Linked DNA regions of Homo sapiens: region 2 is linked to region 1. Evidence: chromatin loops called from intact Hi-C (ENCODE). Cell type or tissue: body of pancreas. All regions are shown on one strand. Links, peaks and the distances in the headings refer to the core of each region. The heading gives the core; the rest is flanking DNA.

What was found. A loop is a pair of places that touch in the nucleus more often than their neighbours do. Peaks named below come from ENCODE experiments on the same cell type or tissue, not always from the same donor. Only the 100,000 strongest peaks of a DNase experiment are listed, where the experiment ranks them.
Region 2: it touches region 1 in a loop (2.3-fold over the local background); 7 of 110 quality-filtered maps call a loop at or near these places.

Annotation. Positions count from the first base shown.
Region 1 is chr22:46,526,707-46,536,606 of GRCh38, reverse strand. It overlaps CELSR1 (cadherin EGF LAG seven-pass G-type receptor 1), which reads left to right. Exons shown (of 35, transcript NM_001378328.1): 1 at 1-2,980. Among named protein-coding and RNA genes, the nearest start is that of CELSR1, 6.0 kb to the left of the region's middle. RefSeq lists an enhancer at 7,890-8,391. In body of pancreas, for the core only: no CTCF peak of the experiment used is centred there; a DNase peak (open chromatin) is centred at 5,756.
Region 2 is chr22:46,385,974-46,395,873 of GRCh38, reverse strand. It overlaps CELSR1 (cadherin EGF LAG seven-pass G-type receptor 1), which reads left to right. Exons shown (of 35, transcript NM_001378328.1): 14 at 1,612-1,732; 15 at 4,058-4,241; 16 at 4,587-4,688; 17 at 5,388-5,482; 18 at 6,375-6,584; 19 at 9,289-9,472. Among named protein-coding and RNA genes, the nearest start is that of TRMU, 55 kb to the right of the region's middle. RefSeq lists enhancers at 3,746-4,568, 8,534-9,733. In body of pancreas, for the core only: a CTCF peak has its summit at 4,915; DNase peaks (open chromatin) are centred at 4,873 and 5,153; H3K27ac peaks cover 1,129 bases.

The DNA.
Region 1 (9,900 bases), core at 3,249-8,248:
CGCGCGGCTGGCGCCGTCCGGGTGGGACTGGCGCTGGAGGCCGCCACCGCGGGGACGCCCTCCGCGTCGCCATCCCCATCGCCGCCCCTGCCGCCGAACTTGCCCGAAGCCCGGGCGGGGCCGGCGCGACGGGCCCGGCGGGGCACGAGCGGCAGAGGGAGCCTGAAGTTTCCGATGCCCAACTACCAGGTGGCGTTGTTTGAGAACGAACCGGCGGGCACCCTCATCCTCCAGCTGCACGCGCACTACACCATCGAGGGCGAGGAGGAGCGCGTGAGCTATTACATGGAGGGGCTGTTCGACGAGCGCTCCCGGGGCTACTTCCGAATCGACTCTGCCACGGGCGCCGTGAGCACGGACAGCGTACTGGACCGCGAGACCAAGGAGACGCACGTCCTCAGGGTGAAAGCCGTGGACTACAGTACGCCGCCGCGCTCGGCCACCACCTACATCACTGTCTTGGTCAAAGACACCAACGACCACAGCCCGGTCTTCGAGCAGTCGGAGTACCGCGAGCGCGTGCGGGAGAACCTGGAGGTGGGCTACGAGGTGCTGACCATCCGCGCCAGCGACCGCGACTCGCCCATCAACGCCAACTTGCGTTACCGCGTGTTGGGGGGCGCGTGGGACGTCTTCCAGCTCAACGAGAGCTCTGGCGTGGTGAGCACACGGGCGGTGCTGGACCGGGAGGAGGCGGCCGAGTACCAGCTCCTGGTGGAGGCCAACGACCAGGGGCGCAATCCGGGCCCGCTCAGTGCCACGGCCACCGTGTACATCGAGGTGGAGGACGAGAACGACAACTACCCCCAGTTCAGCGAGCAGAACTACGTGGTCCAGGTGCCCGAGGACGTGGGGCTCAACACGGCTGTGCTGCGAGTGCAGGCCACGGACCGGGACCAGGGCCAGAACGCGGCCATTCACTACAGCATCCTCAGCGGGAACGTGGCCGGCCAGTTCTACCTGCACTCGCTGAGCGGGATCCTGGATGTGATCAACCCCTTGGATTTCGAGGATGTCCAGAAATACTCGCTGAGCATTAAGGCCCAGGATGGGGGCCGGCCCCCGCTCATCAATTCTTCAGGGGTGGTGTCTGTGCAGGTGCTGGATGTCAACGACAACGAGCCTATCTTTGTGAGCAGCCCCTTCCAGGCCACGGTGCTGGAGAATGTGCCCCTGGGCTACCCCGTGGTGCACATTCAGGCGGTGGACGCGGACTCTGGAGAGAACGCCCGGCTGCACTATCGCCTGGTGGACACGGCCTCCACCTTTCTGGGGGGCGGCAGCGCTGGGCCTAAGAATCCTGCCCCCACCCCTGACTTCCCCTTCCAGATCCACAACAGCTCCGGTTGGATCACAGTGTGTGCCGAGCTGGACCGCGAGGAGGTGGAGCACTACAGCTTCGGGGTGGAGGCGGTGGACCACGGCTCGCCCCCCATGAGCTCCTCCACCAGCGTGTCCATCACGGTGCTGGACGTGAATGACAACGACCCGGTGTTCACGCAGCCCACCTACGAGCTTCGTCTGAATGAGGATGCGGCCGTGGGGAGCAGCGTGCTGACCCTGCAGGCCCGCGACCGTGACGCCAACAGTGTGATTACCTACCAGCTCACAGGCGGCAACACCCGGAACCGCTTTGCACTCAGCAGCCAGAGAGGGGGCGGCCTCATCACCCTGGCGCTACCTCTGGACTACAAGCAGGAGCAGCAGTACGTGCTGGCGGTGACAGCATCCGACGGCACACGGTCGCACACTGCGCATGTCCTAATCAACGTCACTGATGCCAACACCCACAGGCCTGTCTTTCAGAGCTCCCATTACACAGTGAGTGTCAGTGAGGACAGGCCTGTGGGCACCTCCATTGCTACCCTCAGTGCCAACGATGAGGACACAGGAGAGAATGCCCGCATCACCTACGTGATTCAGGACCCCGTGCCGCAGTTCCGCATTGACCCCGACAGTGGCACCATGTACACCATGATGGAGCTGGACTATGAGAACCAGGTCGCCTACACGCTGACCATCATGGCCCAGGACAACGGCATCCCGCAGAAATCAGACACCACCACCCTAGAGATCCTCATCCTCGATGCCAATGACAATGCACCCCAGTTCCTGTGGGATTTCTACCAGGGTTCCATCTTTGAGGATGCTCCACCCTCGACCAGCATCCTCCAGGTCTCTGCCACGGACCGGGACTCAGGTCCCAATGGGCGTCTGCTGTACACCTTCCAGGGTGGGGACGACGGCGATGGGGACTTCTACATCGAGCCCACGTCCGGTGTGATTCGCACCCAGCGCCGGCTGGACCGGGAGAATGTGGCCGTGTACAACCTTTGGGCTCTGGCTGTGGATCGGGGCAGTCCCACTCCCCTTAGCGCCTCGGTAGAAATCCAGGTGACCATCTTGGACATTAATGACAATGCCCCCATGTTTGAGAAGGACGAACTGGAGCTGTTTGTTGAGGAGAACAACCCAGTGGGGTCGGTGGTGGCAAAGATTCGTGCTAACGACCCTGATGAAGGCCCTAATGCCCAGATCATGTATCAGATTGTGGAAGGGGACATGCGGCATTTCTTCCAGCTGGACCTGCTCAACGGGGACCTGCGTGCCATGGTGGAGCTGGACTTTGAGGTCCGGCGGGAGTATGTGCTGGTGGTGCAGGCCACGTCGGCTCCGCTGGTGAGCCGAGCCACGGTGCACATCCTTCTCGTGGACCAGAATGACAACCCGCCTGTGCTGCCCGACTTCCAGATCCTCTTCAACAACTATGTCACCAACAAGTCCAACAGTTTCCCCACCGGCGTGATCGGCTGCATCCCGGCCCATGACCCCGACGTGTCAGACAGCCTCAACTACACCTTCGTGCAGGGCAACGAGCTGCGCCTGTTGCTGCTGGACCCCGCCACGGGCGAACTGCAGCTCAGCCGCGACCTGGACAACAACCGGCCGCTGGAGGCGCTCATGGAGGTGTCTGTGTCTGGTGAGTGGCCGTCGGGGTGGGAGGAGTAGCTCCTGATGGGCCTCCTGGAGAGCCTCAGGAACCCGCCAAGGGCTCCGCCTGGCATGCCGGGGCGCAATTGGGCCGGGCCCGGGCAACTCTGCAAGGATTTGTTGCCGCCGGTTGGATGCTGGGGGTGGGCGCCCGGCCTAGGCCCAGCGAGGGGGAGAGGCACCGCGCCGCTTCCGTCAGCATTTTCCTGGGAGCAGGCCTGCGGTTCTCCCAAGTTCAAGACCGGGGATCAGCGCCTTCCTCAGCAGGCTAGTGGCTCCTGAGTACAGCTATTAAAAAGTGGCCTCCAGGTGATCTGGGTCACAGGATTTGCTTGGAGATGCTCTTTCGTCAGCCAGCCACAGGGCTCTCTGGGAAGATCAGAGGTCACTGCCCCTTCCCAGTGCCAATTAATTCCAGGGTGGGACCGTTGGAATTGTCAGATGGGTCCCTGAGTCACCCTATAATGCAGCCGGTGTTCCCTTGGTCTGGCTTTTCTGTCTCCTGCAGATAATAACAGTCGGGCTTAGGTGTGTAGGGCTTTGTGCAAGCTCTTTGAAAAGCATAGCCTCATTTGATCTTGGCTTCTGCTCCTGGATGCGGGCTTGTAATTTGGGTGCTGTTGAAGAGGCCTGCCCAGTTAGTGGTGGAGCCAGTGTGGGCACCTCGCTCACCTGCTCTGGGGCTGGAGGTGAACAGGAGGGAGAGGAAACCTTGGCTCAGCAGTCAGAAGTTTGGCCGGTCCTCTATGCCTCTGACCCTGTGTGCCGGGGCTGGTCTGCGGTGCTGGGGAGGGGGACTAATAGAAAGTGTTGGAATTGGGAGACACAGAAGAGAGAGAAGAACTTCGAGGGGCCTGGGGGAACAGTAAAGGTCCCCCAGTGGCTCTTTGAGGTTTGCCTGACCGTGCATCCAAGGATGCTGGTGCAGGCAGGTGACCTTATTTATAAGCCCAAACTACTGCCAAGAAGAGCTCAGATTGGCTGGCTGTTTGAGTCAGTGTTTCAGAGAAATTGTTTAAACAGTGAGTTATTAGGATACAACTTTGCCACAGGAGCCCTGGAATAATTAAAAAGTTAACTTTCTGATTTGTTTCGTTTCCAAGGTTGGCTGTTATTCTGTAATATAGGAAGGGTTGGATAGCTAACAGCTTCCAGTTACAGTTTGCTTATAAGATGTGAAACTTACAGGTTCAGTTTTGGTATAATACAAACCTTCCGCACAATTTTGGCAGTACAGTCTATTTGTCGGTGAATATTTTAGGTTTGTGAGATTGTAAACGTGTAGAGAATATGGAATAGGCCCTTAAGGGCGAATTAACCGGGGTTATGGATATTCTTAGGAAGTTTTTCTTCTATACCACTTTATCTTATAGATAAAGCACAATGGGAAATTTGGCCTATTTAAAAATGACTTGGCCCAATAATAGGGTTTAGATTTAATGAGGGACGAGATAGTGGGAACAGATCCATGCTGGGGGCAGGGATGTTTTGTGTGTCTGTGGTATCAGTAATGTGGGCCCCCCCGCTGTTAGCCAGACAGCAGGGTTTAGGATGGATTCCCTTCCAAGGAGGTTGGTTCCTGAGAGCTGTCTCACCTGGGGCGCAGCTTAGACCACAGTTGAAAATGGGCTGGGGGCTCCACACTATGTAGTCATCCAGTCTCAGTCATCCAGTTATTGGCTCTGCTCCTTTGTGGACACACTCGTACTCTCGTGTAAATCAGGTGCTGTGTCCTCATGCATCCACACCACCCCCCAGACCACCACCGCCCCAACACACACCCGGATGACAGTGGTTACCTTTGACTGGGTTCCAGCAGGCGGTTTTCTTTACTCTTTTATTTGCGCTCTCATGTGTTTCCCTGGTAACCGGGAGCTGAGTGGTGTCATGCTGCTGCTCATTTTACAGATGCAGACACTGAGGCCCTGGGGTGTTGAGTGGCCTTCTCAGGACTGCACAGCCAGTGGGGGGCACTCGGCGTTAAACCACGATCCGCAGAAAGCAGCCCGCTCTTCGCATTCCCCTCTCTTCCTTTGGAGAACATTTTTGACGAATTAGTTGCTAAACTGAATTATTCCAGGGTCAAATGGGTGCTTTAAAGCAGGCATATGACCAGGCGCAGTGGCTCATGCCTGTAATCCCAGCACTGTGGGAGGCCGAGGCAGGTGGATCACCTGAGGTCAGGAGTTCAAGACCAACCTGGCCAACATGGTGAAACTCTGTCTTTGCTAAAAATACAAAAATTAGCCTGGTGTGGTGGCGAGCACCTGTAGTCCCAGCTACTCGGGAGGCTGAGGCAGGAAAATTGCTTGAATCTGGGAGGCGGAGGTTGCAGTGAGCCGAGATCCCACTGCTGCACTGTAGCCTGGGTGACAGAGTGAGACTGTCTCAAAATAAATAAATAAATAAATAAATAAATAAATAAATAAAAGGATGCGCAGAAATCTCAGACCATTCGACTAGGATTTAATGCTCCAAATAAGTAAATCACTATTGACTATAAGATCTATGGTTCCAGACAGCAAAGCACCGGATAGAAAACAGACCAAACAAAAAGATCAGCCCTTGAATTATCTGGAGGTTTTATTAAGGAACAATGCGGGGAAGCGGTGGTTTCAAACTCATCCACTGTTTTCAATGGAGTGTTGTTGCTTCCCCAGGATTTACAGCCATGCCCTAAAGCCTTTGATGCAATATGACCAGCCTGGAGGTGCTGTATGCAACAGGCCAGCCATCGACTACGTTTAGTGGGAGCCATTCCAGGAAGGGCTGCCAGCTTTCAGCAGAGGAGCCCAGGAGGGAGGAGCGCATCGGAGGGCAGGGCCTGGGAAGGCCCACGTGGTGGGGGCAGTTCATTTAGCCTGGCGTGGGGTTGAACACTGTGACTGTGACTAGATAGTTGTTGGTGGTTTTATGTAGCCCACCAAGGAGAAAACATTTTTTGAAAATTTTTTGAAGTCAGAAGATAGTGAAATTCAAATAGCTGCCAGTTTTGAATGACATCCAGCGATACAAGATGTTCATTTTTTGCGATAGTTTTTGAATGAGATTTTAAATTCTGTGATAGGAACTTTTTATTATGAGCTTGTATAAAGGCTGTGTTTGCGTTTTTCAGGGCAACGTGGCTGATGACCCAGTGGACAACTCAAGCCTTGAATGTGCTCTGCCTTCTTTCTGGACAGTGGTCTTTCAGAAACATTGACATTCTTTGTTTTATTTTTATTTTTGAAAAACAATTTATATATAATGAATTATATATAATATATAATATATGTTATAATGAATTATATATAAATTATATACACAAATTTATGTGTGTGTATATATATATGTGTGTGTGTGTGTATGAGACAGGGTCTTGCTCTCTTGCCCCAGCTGGAGTGCAGTGGCATGATCACGATTCATGTCAGCCTTGATCTCAGCTCATTGCACCACCACACCTGGCTGATTTTTTTTTTAATTATTTGTAATAGAGACAAGGTCTCACTATGTTATTCAGTCTGGTCTCCAACCTCTGAGCTCAAGTGATCCATCTGCCTTGGCCTCCCAAAGTGCTGAAATTATAGGCATGAGCCACTGTGCCTGGTTAGATGTATGTATTTATGAGGTACATGAGATATTCTGGCACAGGCATGCAATGTGTAATGATCACATCATGGAGAATGGGGTCTCCATCCCCTCAAGCATTTATCCTTTGTGTTATAAACAGTCCAATTATACTCTTTTAGTTATTTTTGAATGTACAATTAAATTATTATTGACTGTAGTCTCACTGTTGGGCTAAATACTAGGTCTTATTCTTTTTTTTTTTTTGAGATGGAGTCTCACTGTATCTCCCAGCCTAGAGTGCAGTGACATGATCTCGGCTCACTGCAACCTCTACCTCCTGGGTTCAAGTGATTATCCTACCTCAGCCTCCTGAGTACATTGGATTACAGGTGCACGCCACCACACCCAGCTAATTTTTGTATGTTTCTTAGAGACAAGGTTTCACCATGTTGGCCAGGCTGGTCTCGAACTCCTGACCTCAAGTGATCTGCCTGCCTTGGCCTCCCAAAGGGCTGGGATTACAGGCGTGAGCCACTGTGCCTGGCCTTATTCATTTTTTTAGCTATTTTTTTGTACCCATTGACCATCCACCTTCCTCCTGCTACCCCCTTCCCAGCTTCTGGTAACCATTCTTCTATTCTCTGTCCCCATGAGTTCAATTGCTTTGATTTTTAGATCTCACAAGCAAGTGTGAACGTGGGATATTTGTTTTTCTGTGCCTGGCTTATTTCACTTAACATAATGACCTCCAGTTCCATCCAGGTTGTTGCAAATGACAGGATCTCATTCTTTTTTTTTTTTGAAATGGAGTCTCACTCTGCTGCCCAGGCTGGAGTGCAGTGGCACCATCTCGGCTCACTGCAAGCTCCGCCTCCTGGGTTCACACCATTCTCCTGCCTCAGCCTCCTGAGTAGCTGGGACTACAGGTACCCGCCACCACACCCAGCTAATTTTTTTGTATTTTTAGTAGAGACGGGGTTTCACCGTGTTAGCCAAGATGGTGTCGATCTCCTGACCTCGTGATCCACCTGCCTTGGCCTCCCAAAGTGGTGGGATTATAGGCGTGAGCCACTGTGCCCGGCCCAGGATCTCATTCTTTTTTATTTTTATTTTATTTTATTTTATTTTATTTTATTTTGAGACAGAGTCTCGCTCTGTCGCCCAGGCTGGAGTGCAGTGGCGCGATCTCAGCTCACTGCAAGCTCCGCCTCCCGGGTTCACGCCGTTCTCCTGCCTCAGCCTCCCGAGTAGCTGGGACTACAGGCGCCCGCCACCACGCCCGGCTGATTTTTTTGTATTTTTAGTAGAGACAGGGTTTCACCGTGTTAACCAGGATGGCCTCGATCTCCTGACCTCGTGATCCGCCCGCCTCAGCCTCCCAAAGTGCTGGGATTACAGGCGTGAGCCACCGCGTCTGGCCTCATTCTTTTTTATAGTGGAATAGTACACCATGGTATATATGTACCACATTTCTTTTCTCCAGTCATCTGTGGCCGGGCCACGTCATTTTTAATTCACTTTGAGTGTGTGTCCGTGGGTGCAGGGCTGTAGGCCTCTTGTTGCAGAATGCGGAGCTTGGGAGAAAGGCGATGTCCCTGCCTCTCCTGCTGTGTGTGTTGCAGACCCATGGATGTAGGAAAGTGGCGTTTGTGGGTGAGAATGATTGGCGGATGAGTCATTCAGGCATGTCAGAAAATACTGAAACTCGGTGAAATAACAGGATTGAGTAACCTTCTCGCCGTTGACTTTGGTGGAGAGTGGATGGTATAAAGTCGTCTAGGCTTGATAAAGCTTCCCTAAGTGTTTGCCTAGTTAAATACAGGATATTGCAGTGGCTTTTAAACAGACGATTGCAAAGAAGGAAGTAGGGGCGGGCTACTGTTCAGGCATTGTCTGGATGCATGGCAGCGTGCTTTTCTGGAACTCACAGGGTAGGGAAGGATCGGACCTTTTTTTTTTTTTTTTTGAGACAGTCTTGCTCTGTCTCCCAGGCTGGAGTGCAATGGCATGATTTGGCTCACTGCAACCTCTGCCTCCCGGGTTCAAGTGATTCTCCTGCCTCAGCTGCCTCAGCTTCCCAAGTAGCTGGGATTATAGGTACCCGCCATCATGCCTGGCTAATTTTTGTATTTTTGTAGAGATGGGGTTTCACCATGCTGGCCAGGCTGGTCTCCAACTCCTGACCTCAGGCTATCCGCCCGCCTCAGCCTCCCAAAATGCTGGGATTACAGGCGTGAGCCACCGCTCCCAGCCTGGGTCGGACCATCTTAAATTGCTTCAGTGGCCAAGCAGGATTCTGCCAGTGTCAAACCTTCCCAGGAGAGTTCAGTGCTTTTGGCAATGAGTTAACCATTTCAGAGCTCTGATAAGTCTGGAGACAGTGGCTTGCTCATACCTTGAGAAACACTGCCTCAGAAATAAGGAGTGTTGGTTTGTTTATTGAGCACCTGCTGTGTGCGAAAGCCGGGAGAGCCAGTGTGGTCCTGACTTCTGCGGCTGGGTGGAGATGGACCATCCGATGAGCAAGGGGGCTGAGCTCAGGGGTAGAGTGGTGACACCAGGTGCAGGCAAGGGCGGGCTGGGACTCTTCTCTACCCCCCTGGACGTGTGCAGTGTGTGATGGGCAGGGAGACCGGGAGTCAGATGGATCCCCCGGGTCGAGAGAGGGCTGACTGTGGAGGGTTTGGTGGGCCCCCTCGGGAGGATTTAGGCAAGAGCTGGGTCCCATGTCCCAGCTGCTGGGCGGTGAGAGTGGAGGGGAGGGAAGCTGGGGACATCATGCTTGCTCCAGCATGGGGGTGGCTGAGGAGGGCTTTGCCAGCTTAGATGGTCAGACACATCTCAGCCGATGTGCTCCATGTGCCGGGAACCCTCCCAGGCTCTGCAGGCCCCATCGCTTGCAGTTTTCCAGCCGCCACACTGTGGTATGGAAAGTACCGTCGCCACCTCCATCCTAGAGATGAGCAAACCAAGGACAGGGCTCCCAGGGCACCAGCTTGTGATGGCAGCAGTGGGATTTGAACCTGGACCGGGCAGCTCCTAAGGCATGTTCCCTGTCTGTGCCTTCCAGAAAAAACTGGCTCTGGGAGGATGAGAGTGAAACTGAGAGAGGTTCGTTCCCTGAGCCAGAGTCCTTACCGGGAATCGGCTTTGGTGAGAAGACGTGAGGCCATTTTTGGCCCCGTGTGGCTGGGCGTCTTTGAGAGTGTCCTGAAGTTGATTGTGTGTGCAGGTCCAGACTGGGGAGACCAGCTCAGGTTATGGACACAGAAGTGAGGGTGCTGGCAGTTAGGAGGGGACCCAGGCCCAGCCTTGAGGAGCCATGGCCCGAATAGCCTCCTGGGTGGGGAACAGTCTGCT
Region 2 (9,900 bases), core at 1,871-6,870, 140 kb after region 1:
CTGTACCCTTTGCACGGGGATCGCTGGGTACAGGTGCGTAGTCATCACAAGCGTCACTTTGTCCAAGGTGGAGCTGCTGGGTTCTTCATAAACCAAGGTTCCAGGCCGCCGTGGAGGTGATGCCCCTGTGGCTCATTGTCCTCAGCTGCTGGTGGCCATCAGGTGCAGGGACACCTGCTATGCTCCGTTCTTTGTCCTCCCGAGCCTAGAGCAGGTGCTGTGATCCCGGCTGTGACCCCATGAGTGGGAAGCAGCCTGTGCCCTGGAGCTGGTGACCTCACGAGAAGATGGCACCACATCATTCTTGGATATCAGCAAGATGTGATGCCAGGGAGAGCGCCGCGGAGGTGCCCTGGGAGTGGAGAGGGAGGTGGGAGCCAGTGTGGCTGAAGCGGGAGGGCATTCTGGGAGCGAAAGCAACAGAGCCAAGCTGGAGAGGAGTAAGGGGATGAGGCTGATCTAGAGAGGCCTGGGTGGGGACAGAGGTGGGCCCGCAAGCCAGGAACAGAATTCGGCTGTGTGGAGGCCGTGGGGGCCCAGCACTAAAGTGGCAGGACCTGGTCTTAGGGAACCCCCACCTGCCGCATGGAGCACAGCTTGGAGCAGGGGGAGTTGCCAAGAGGCTGATCCAGCATCTCCATGCCCGGCGCCACAGTCACCACTGCTGCAGGGGGATGAAGGTTCTGGGGCCCCCACGCTGCACACACACATCCATAAACGCCAGACTCTATCTCTGGCCTGGTTGTCTTTATGACCCTGATTTGTACACAGTCCTTAATACTTGCTCGCCAAGTGAGTGAATGCTAGAGGCTGGCAGCTGGGTGGAGGGAACTTGGTTAGCCAGGGGGGATTGCAGGAGCCCGCAGGACACTCGGGCGGGGCCGTTGCAGGCAGGTGGGCCTTCAGGTGACTGCGCAGGTGCAGCCCTGTCAGGAACAGGTAGGGAGACTCATGCACAGCAGCGGCCAGCACCTCGGAGGCCTGGCTTTGTCCCTGCAGTGTTGCTCATCTTCAGTGTCTGTTGCTCTCTGCCGGGGGAGGCTCAGGGAGGCAGGACTGGCTTCTGCTGGATTCCGAGTGCACGGGCGCATGCCGCCGTCCTAAGGGGCATGCTACACCAGGGCATGGCTGCCCTGAGCATCTGTGGGTCTGGGGGCCAGGGGACCTGGGGGACAACAAAAGCTACAAAACTCCCTGTTTAGGAGCTTCCTGCGGGCATCTCATGCTGGCATTCACCCCAAGACCACTTTGAGAAGTTGTGCCAGGCAGCTGAGCTCAGTCTGCCTGGGGCTGCATCGTGAAAGGCCAGCCTTGCAGTGGGGGTTCATTGTCATTAAGCCCCAATGAGTCAGGCATCATGTGGACGTGGGGCACACGGTGGACAGAGATGTCATCCCAGTCGCTTTGGGCATGGTGGATCTGTGGGTGGGGGGTGAGGTTGGGAGCCGGTAGAGGGGAGACTGAGGCCATGTAACGTGGAAGGGGAAGCTCCCAGAGCTGGACCCAGCCAGGCCTCCTGGGCAACCATCTCCATGCTGCCTGCAGGCCTCTTCTCATTCCAGAAAGCACAGTTACATAAACCTTCCAGCTGCCCTCTTATTTTCCCCACAGACTCGACCTTCCGTGCCCCAGAGGCTGGTGGGGGAACCCCGTCTGTGGACCCTGCCACTGTGCCGTCAGCAAAGGCTTTGATCCCGACTGTAATAAGACCAACGGCCAGTGCCAATGCAAGGTGAGGCCCCGCCCCCATGATCCCTGCATGCTGTGTTTGCTCACACACATGCACAGCTGCCCCTAAATACACACACGCCTTCACATACCCTGTCGGTACACACTCACACCCCTGCACACACACCTGTGCCCACTCACATCACATTTGTGTACAGATGTGGTTTTTGGTTTCCTTGCTGCTCCCCCGTGCTCTGTGAATACTCCATGGCTGCTTTCCACGTGTAAACTACGGGTTCAGCCCTGCCAGCCCCCGCCCGTGGAACAGGAATCCCTGCCTCCTCCCGGCCTACTGCCCATGGCTGTGGGAAGCCCACCCGTTTCTGAGGGCTGGCTCATCTATGGCACCACCCCGGCCCTCCTGGCCTCCTGGTTGGCCATTTTCCTGGTCTTTTTTTTTTTTTTTTTGAGACAGAGTCTCGCTGTGTCGCCCAGGCTGGAGTGCAGTGGTGCGATCTCGGCTCACTGCAGCCTCCGCCTCCCGGGTTCCAGCAATTCTTCTGCCTCAGCCTCCTGAGTAGCTGGGATTATAGGCGCCCACCACCATGCCCAGCTAATTTTTGTATTTTTAGTAGAGACAGGATTTCACCATGTTGGCCAGGCTGGTCTTGAACTCCTGACCTCAGGTGATCCGCCCGCCTCAGCCTCCCAGAGTGCTGGGATTACAGGCGTGAGCCACCGTGCCTGGCCATTTTCCTGGTCTTTACCAAGCTGGTGTCCCATGATGACAGCAGTTTTAAAATAGAAAGTGTCACTAAGTGCGTTATGCCCCACGCCTGTCCAGGGCGGTCAGTCCTAACCTGCATGCAGCACGGAGCTCACATCTCGTGTCTCCAGAAATGCACACGCGTTCTCAGTGCAGACTCTAGGGACCCCTCCCCAGCCCTCTCAGGATACATCACCTCCTTCAGGATCTTCGTGTACACCACGGCCATGGCGCTCACAGTGACTTGAAACCCAAATGTTAGGTCTGAGGGTAACAGGAGCCTGGGCGAGGGACGTGAGCTTCCTGCAGATGCGGCTGGCCCTAGGAGGGAAGCTGGTACCAGGGCACCCTTGGATGCCATCTCGTGATGTCAGTAGTGTCCCCCCCCAGTGCCTGCGGTGGTTCCAACAGCAAATGGGACTTGTGTCCTGAAAGGCTCAAATTAAACAGCTCTCCTGGGTCAGGGTCGGTCCACACGTCACCAGATGGCGGTGGTGGCATAGTGGGTGGCAGAGCAGAGAGAACATGGGGAGTGCATTGGCGAAAACTTGCCTACGATTTTTTTCTCATCCAAAGTTATAGGCAGGGCGTGGTGGCTCATGCCTGTAATCACAGCTACTCTGGAGGCCGAGGCAGGAGGGATTACTTGAGCCCAGGAGTTCAAGACCAGCCTGGGCAACATAGTGAGACTCCCATTTCTACAAAAAATAAAAACATTAGCTGAGCGTGCTGATGCTTGCCTGTGATCCCAGCTACTCAGGAGGCTGAGGTGGGAGGATCACTTGAGCCCTGGAGGTTGAGGCTGCAGTGAGCTGTGACTGCACCACTGCACTCCAGACTGGGCAACACAGTGAGACCCCATCTCAAAAAAATAAAAAAACAAAGTTATACAAAATGTAATAAAAACCCATAAAGATCGCAGTCACCCCATGCGCCTCCCAGCTGTGATTGTTAGTGTTTTAGCATCTCTTCTGGGCCTGTCGTTCACTGTCATTTTACACACAGTCGGAGTCCCCACCTGACACACAGGTCTGAACGTTGCTCACGAGTCTGCCCAAGTCACAGCCTGGTCACAGCCTGCCCCGTTTTCCGGGGCGGGGTTGAGGGGGTGCTACTTGGGCCTGGGGAGTCCCGGTGACCAGCCCAGGCAATGTAGCTGGTAAACGGCAAGGGTCAGGCATGAACCCAGGACTTTCTGAACCCGAAGTACAAGCTCTTGATTGTCACCCTGACCCACCCAATGGTGGACGTTCAGGTGGCTTCTAATTTTTCAAAACAACTTTAAAAAAACGCCCAAGGGCTATCCCCATACGTAAGCCTCCATTTGGATCTCTGATTCTTTTTAGGACAAATACGAAGGTGCCCACTGTTGAGACTTGTTAAGACATGAGGGAGGGCGTGCTTCCCGGAAGAACTGCTCTCCTGGGTCCGGCCTTGTGGGGCCTTGGGAGGCAGCCCCCGTTGGGTGTGGGATGTGGGCAGAGGGTAGCCATGAGGGGTGGGATGGCTGGCGGCCAACACACACACCCGGGTGGGAGTCTGGACGTCGCTCGGGAAACACGCTGCAAGGTAGGGCCTCTCCCGGGCATCTGAAGTCACAGGCCCTGCCTCTGGCTTTTGCAGGAGAATTACTACAAGCTCCTAGCCCAGGACACCTGTCTGCCCTGCGACTGCTTCCCCCATGGCTCCCACAGCCGCACTTGCGACATGGCCACCGGGCAGTGTGCCTGCAAGCCCGGCGTCATCGGCCGCCAGTGCAACCGCTGCGACAACCCGTTTGCCGAGGTCACCACGCTCGGCTGTGAAGGTCCGCGTTGCCCCTCGACACCCTGCAGGTTACAGCGCGGGGACAGGCTGCTGCACTGGCGTGCACGTGTGTGCATGCACGCTGGGTGTTTGGGGGACCCTGGGCTCCCTCGTGTTCTGAGTTCTCTTGACCTTCTAGAAACCTGGTTCTGCGTGAGGGGGTGTGGGTCAGAGCCTGGTCACCCCTCTCCAGCTCTGACATGGATGGGGGCAGGGGAGATGCTAGGGTTCGGTTCTTGGTGGGAGCAGGGCCTCCTGCAGGGAGGCGCATGCAGACAGTGGTGCCTGTTTGTGGTCGTGGGTGTGGCGTGCCCCGCTGAGCAGACTTCTCTCTTCTCTACCCCAGTGATCTACAATGGCTGTCCCAAAGCATTTGAGGCCGGCATCTGGTGGCCACAGACCAAGTTCGGGCAGCCGGCTGCGGTGCCATGCCCTAAGGGATCCGTTGGTGAGTCGCCGTGGCCTGTGTGTAGGGAACTGAGGCAGGCGTCCTTGTGGGAGGAGCCAGTCGAGATGTGGGGACTCATGGAATGTTTCGTGTTGAAAAAATATCCGCAGGCAAAGTGCTGGGGAGAAATCCGATCGCCTTTTCCCTACCAGGAAATACACAAAGCAGGCAGAGGGCGCAACAGAAACATGAACAGTGCAGCGCGTGTGGGGACGCCCGCCAGTCAGGCCCGGCCAGTCCCTGCTCTGCCGCTCAGGCTGGGGCACCGGGACAAGTGGCTTCACTGTTCATAGCATCGGGTTACCTCTGTGAAATGGGGACATTGACTGTGTCCACTCTGTGAGGGGCGTCTGGAAAATCCAGTGAGGCAAGGAAAGGCCCAGCCGAAATGGATTCCTGGTGCATGGGATCGTGGCTGCCGGCAGATGGTGTTGCTGATTTCTTTCCTCACGGACTTGCTCGGAAGTGCTGGCTCCTGTTGGCTGGGCTCCCGAAACGCCTGGTTGTCAGTGTCAGAGCAGCTTCGGCCGTGGCCCTGACATGAAAGAGGGGCGCTGGTGTCGACCTCCTGGCCCCCATGGGGTTCTAACCACCACGCAGTGTTCTGGGTTTAAGTATATTCAGATTGTGGATTGAAATACACAAGCATTGATCAACAGTTTGAGTTTCAGGCTTTGCACACCTGCTCTCCTTCCCCAGGAAATGCGGTCCGACACTGCAGCGGGGAGAAGGGCTGGCTGCCCCCAGAGCTCTTTAACTGTACCACCATCTCCTTCGTGGACCTCAGGGCCATGGTAGGGGCGCCTCGGGGATGTGTGTTCAGCAGGGGCACGTGTGTGTTCGTGTATGCGTGAGAGAGTTTGTGTGGGCCGAGGCTCCTGGGCTGGGGAGTGTTGGGGCGGCTGGGATGGCGCAGGGACAGCCCCACGGGCCCGCAGCCTGGAGCCAGCAGGTTCCTGTGGACTTCGGGGTGTTGGCACCTGAGCCAGGCACCCCCACGTGGACTTCTCTCCCCCAGAGGACCCAGCTCTGTGTCTTTGGTTCTGAAAACACGGGGTCCCTGCATTTGACTCCATTTGCCCTCTGATCCTGCCCTATTTCATGGCTTTTGTTCCCACGTCTCCCACTCGCTATCTTTCTCTGAGCCCTCTTTGGCCCACCAGACCCTCGTTTCCATGGTCTAGCTGTCAGCAGTGCTCATTTTTGGGCTTTTTGTTTTTTGTTTCTTTTTTTGGAGATGGAGTCTCACTCTATCTCCTAAGCTAGAGGACAGTGGCACGGTCTCAGCTTGCTGCAACCTCTGCTTCCCGGATTCAAGCGATTCTGCCTCAGCCTCCCTGGTAGTTGGGACTTACAGGTGCCCACCACCACACCCTGCTAATTTTTTTATTTTTAAAATAGAGACATAGAGTAGAGTATTTTCAAAATAGAGAGTAGAGACGGGTTTTCACCATATTGGACAGGCTGGTCTTGAATTCCTGACCTCAAATGATCTACCCGCCTTGGCCTCCCAAAGTGCTGGGATTACAGGCGTGAGCCACCATGCCCAGCCAGGCTTTTGGATTTTTTAAAGTTCCTTTCTGACAAGGAAACTTGCACCAGACAGTAGTGAGTTGCTGAGTAACAGCAGGGACTGAAAGCGGCCGAAGTGGGTTTGCACACATCACGACTGCCTCCCTGTTCCAGAATGAGAAGCTGAGCCGCAATGAGACGCAGGTGGACGGCGCCAGGGCCCTGCAGCTGGTGAGGGCGCTGCGCAGTGCTACACAGCACACGGGCACGCTCTTTGGCAATGACGTGCGCACGGCCTACCAGCTGCTGGGCCACGTCCTTCAGCACGAGAGCTGGCAGCAGGGCTTCGACCTGGCAGCCACGCAGGACGCCGACTTTCACGAGGTAGGCGGGTGGCCGCCACCCTGGCTCGGGGACACTCGGGGACACTCGGATGCCCGTGGGTGGGTGCTGTGGGGCTGGGCGTCTACCTCAGTTCGTGGAAGACGGTTGTGTCCAGGATCCCCATCCTCATTTCTCAAATGTGAGCCCTGGCGGGTGCAGTGCCTGACTAAACTGACGACGAGCGTTAGGGAGTGTTCTGGAAGGAAACATGCAGGTCACAGCCTTGCTGGTGATCCTGGTAGTGCCTGTAGTGTGATCTAAGTGGCTTCTAAGGGATTCTAAGTGGCCCACCTGCATCAGCCCCTCTCCCTTCCATGCAGCCTGTGATGGAGTATCGTCCACCCATTTGACAGGTAAGGAAACAGAGGCACAGAGAGCTAAGGCGTTTGCCCAAAGGCACAGCTTGTAAGGGGCAGGGCCCGGCAGTGGGCCCCCATGTCCACTCCCACCCGCAGCTCTGAGGTCCTGCTTTCAGAGGGCCACACCTCCGCCTCAACCCTCTGGCTGTGTGTGTGGAAGTTGTCATCCCCTGAGCAGTATCGTTTTAGGGTGAATGCAGAGGGGACTCACGCAGCCTGATATTTGGAAACTGCTTTCGGGGGCTCCAGAAGTTTCGTTGTGGCTCTGCTGCAGGCCTCTTCGTCCAGACAGGACCCCCAGAGGAGTGCCTGTCCACACAGAGCCCATGGGGGACACCCTGTCCCTCCCACCCATCCCCACGGAGCCCTCAGGGACCTCCTCATCCACAAAGGGCCTCCAGTCCATGCAGGGCCCCCATGGAACCTTCTAGTCTGCATAAGGCCGCCAGAGACCAGGCAGGGTCCCCTTGCTGGGATTTGAGTCCCAGCCTGAGAGTTGGGCCAGTGGCGTTTGTTCTCCATGCGTGACTCCACAAACAAGTTTCCTTTCTGGTTTCTTTTTCTTTATTTCTTTTTTTTTTTAAGATGGGGTCTTGCTCTGTTGTCCAGGCTGGAGTGCAGTGGTGCGATCTTGGCTCACTGCAACCTCCACCTCCCGGGTTCAAGCAATTCTCCTGCCTCAGCCTCCCAAGTAGCTGGGATTACAGGCGCCCGCCACCACGCCCGGCTAATTTTTGTATTTTTGGTAGAGACAGGGTTTCACCATGTTGGCCAGGCTGGTCTCGAACTCCTGACCTCAGGTGATCCACCCGCTTCAGCCACCCAAAGTGTTGGGATTACAGGCATGAGCAACCGTGCTCAGCCCTGGTTTCTGTCTTGGGTGTGGTCCCCAAGCCCCTGAGCACAGCCTCATGCCTCCACCCAGTCTTTCACACAGACCCTGGGGTGCACAGAGGCTGAGGGTCACCCTCGGAGGAGCTGTCCACATGTCCACGGCGGCCTCAGTGTGGGACCTCTGCGCAGCCCAGGTTGTGGTGGTTCCATCACTGCTTGACGTGGTTGGTGGAGTTCAGGAGGAGTTCTGATGTAATAACCAGGGGCATCGCCACATGTCTTCCCTGCCTTAGCGTCTTGGGGTATACGTGGAAAAACCCCTGGCAGGGCTCACTCTGCCAGAGTCCCAGCCTCTGACATTTGAATCACCCACAGTCTCTCTGGCTTATTTGATGGGGTTCAGGATTTATGAAAATCACACATTAAAAAATGACTTCTGGCCGGGCGCGGTCGCTCACGCCTGTAATCCCAGCACTTTGGGAGGCCGAGATGGGCAGATTGCCTGAGCCCAGGAGTTCGAGACCAGCCTGGGCAACATGGTGAAACCCTGTCTCTTCTAAAATATGAAAAAAATCAGCTGGGCGGGGTGGTGGGAGGCTGAGGCACGAGAATTGCTTGAACCCGGGAGGCAGAGGCTGCAGTGAGCCAAGACTGTGCCACTGCACTCCAGGCTGGACAACAAAGTGAAACTCTGTCTCAAAAAACAAAAACAAAACAAACAAACAAAAAGACTTCCTTATCTATTTGAATTCAACTTTGATTAATGTTTGATCCTATTTATAAACTTAGACCATGAAATTCCCCTAAGTATTTTAAATGGAATTAATATATGTCATGTAGTTGATTTTTTGTTTTGTATTTCAATTGTTCGGCTAGCAAACAGACCTTCCAAGCATTTAAGCAGTGCTTGTACATCTAGTAAATTAAGCTAAGAATATGAAGCATCTTTAATTCTCTAGATTTTAATATACTTTGTGAGCTTAGTAACATTTTTTTATTCCTCTTAAGATAAACTTTTTGAAAAAATATTTGGGAACTAGGCCAGGCGTGGTGGCTCACGCCTGTAATCCCAGCACTTTGGGAGGCCGAGGCAGGTGAATCACCTGAGGTCAGGAGTTCAAAACCAGCCTGGCCAACATGGTGAAGCCCCGTCTCTACTAAAAATACAAAAATTAGCCGGGTGTGGTGGCACATGTGTGCCTGTAATCCCAGCTACTCGGGAGGTTGAAGCAAGAGAATTCCTTGAACCCAGGAGGCGGAGGTTGCAGTGAGCCGAGATGACACCACTGCATTCCAGCCTGGGCGACAAGAGCGGAAGTGTGTCTCAAAAAAAAACACAAAAAACAACAAAAAACAAAAAACAACTAATATTAAAGAGCACAGTCTAAAGTGTAGGGCTGGAATGAATGAATGAGCCCACTAGGCAAGCAAAGGCTTTCAGGGCAGGTGTCCCTCCGTCCCACGAGCCAGGCCTCCGCAGGCTGAGTACTGAGTGCTGTCTGTCTGACCAGGACGTCATCCACTCGGGCAGCGCCCTCCTGGCCCCAGCCACCAGGGCGGCGTGGGAGCAGATCCAGCGGAGCGAGGGCGGCACGGCACAGCTGCTCCGGCGCCTCGAGGGCTACTTCAGCAACGTGGCACGCAACGTGCGGCGGACGTACCTGCGGCCCTTCGTCATCGTCACCGCCAACATGAGTAAGGCGCTGGCTGCGTTGGGGGTGGAACCCTGCTACCATCAGGGGTGTGCCCCAGAGCTAGGCCCCCATGGGGTGAAGCAGGTGGGCTCCCGGCCCCCCCTTGGCCATGCTCTTAGAAAAATGATTGTGAGGCCGGGCACAGTGGCTCATACCTGTAATCCCAGCACTTTGGGAGATCGGGACAGGCAGACCACATGAGGTCAGGAGTTGGAGACCAGCCTGGGCAAAATGGTGAAACCCCATCTCTACTAAAAATACAAAAAGTAGCCAGGTGTGGTGGTGCATGCCTGTAATCCCAGCTACTCAGGAGGCTGAGGAAGGAGAATCACTTGAACCTGGGAGGCAGAGGTTGCAGTGAGCTGAGATTGCGCCATTGCACTCCAGCATGGGTGACAGAGCGAGACTCCATCTCAAAAAAAAAAAAGC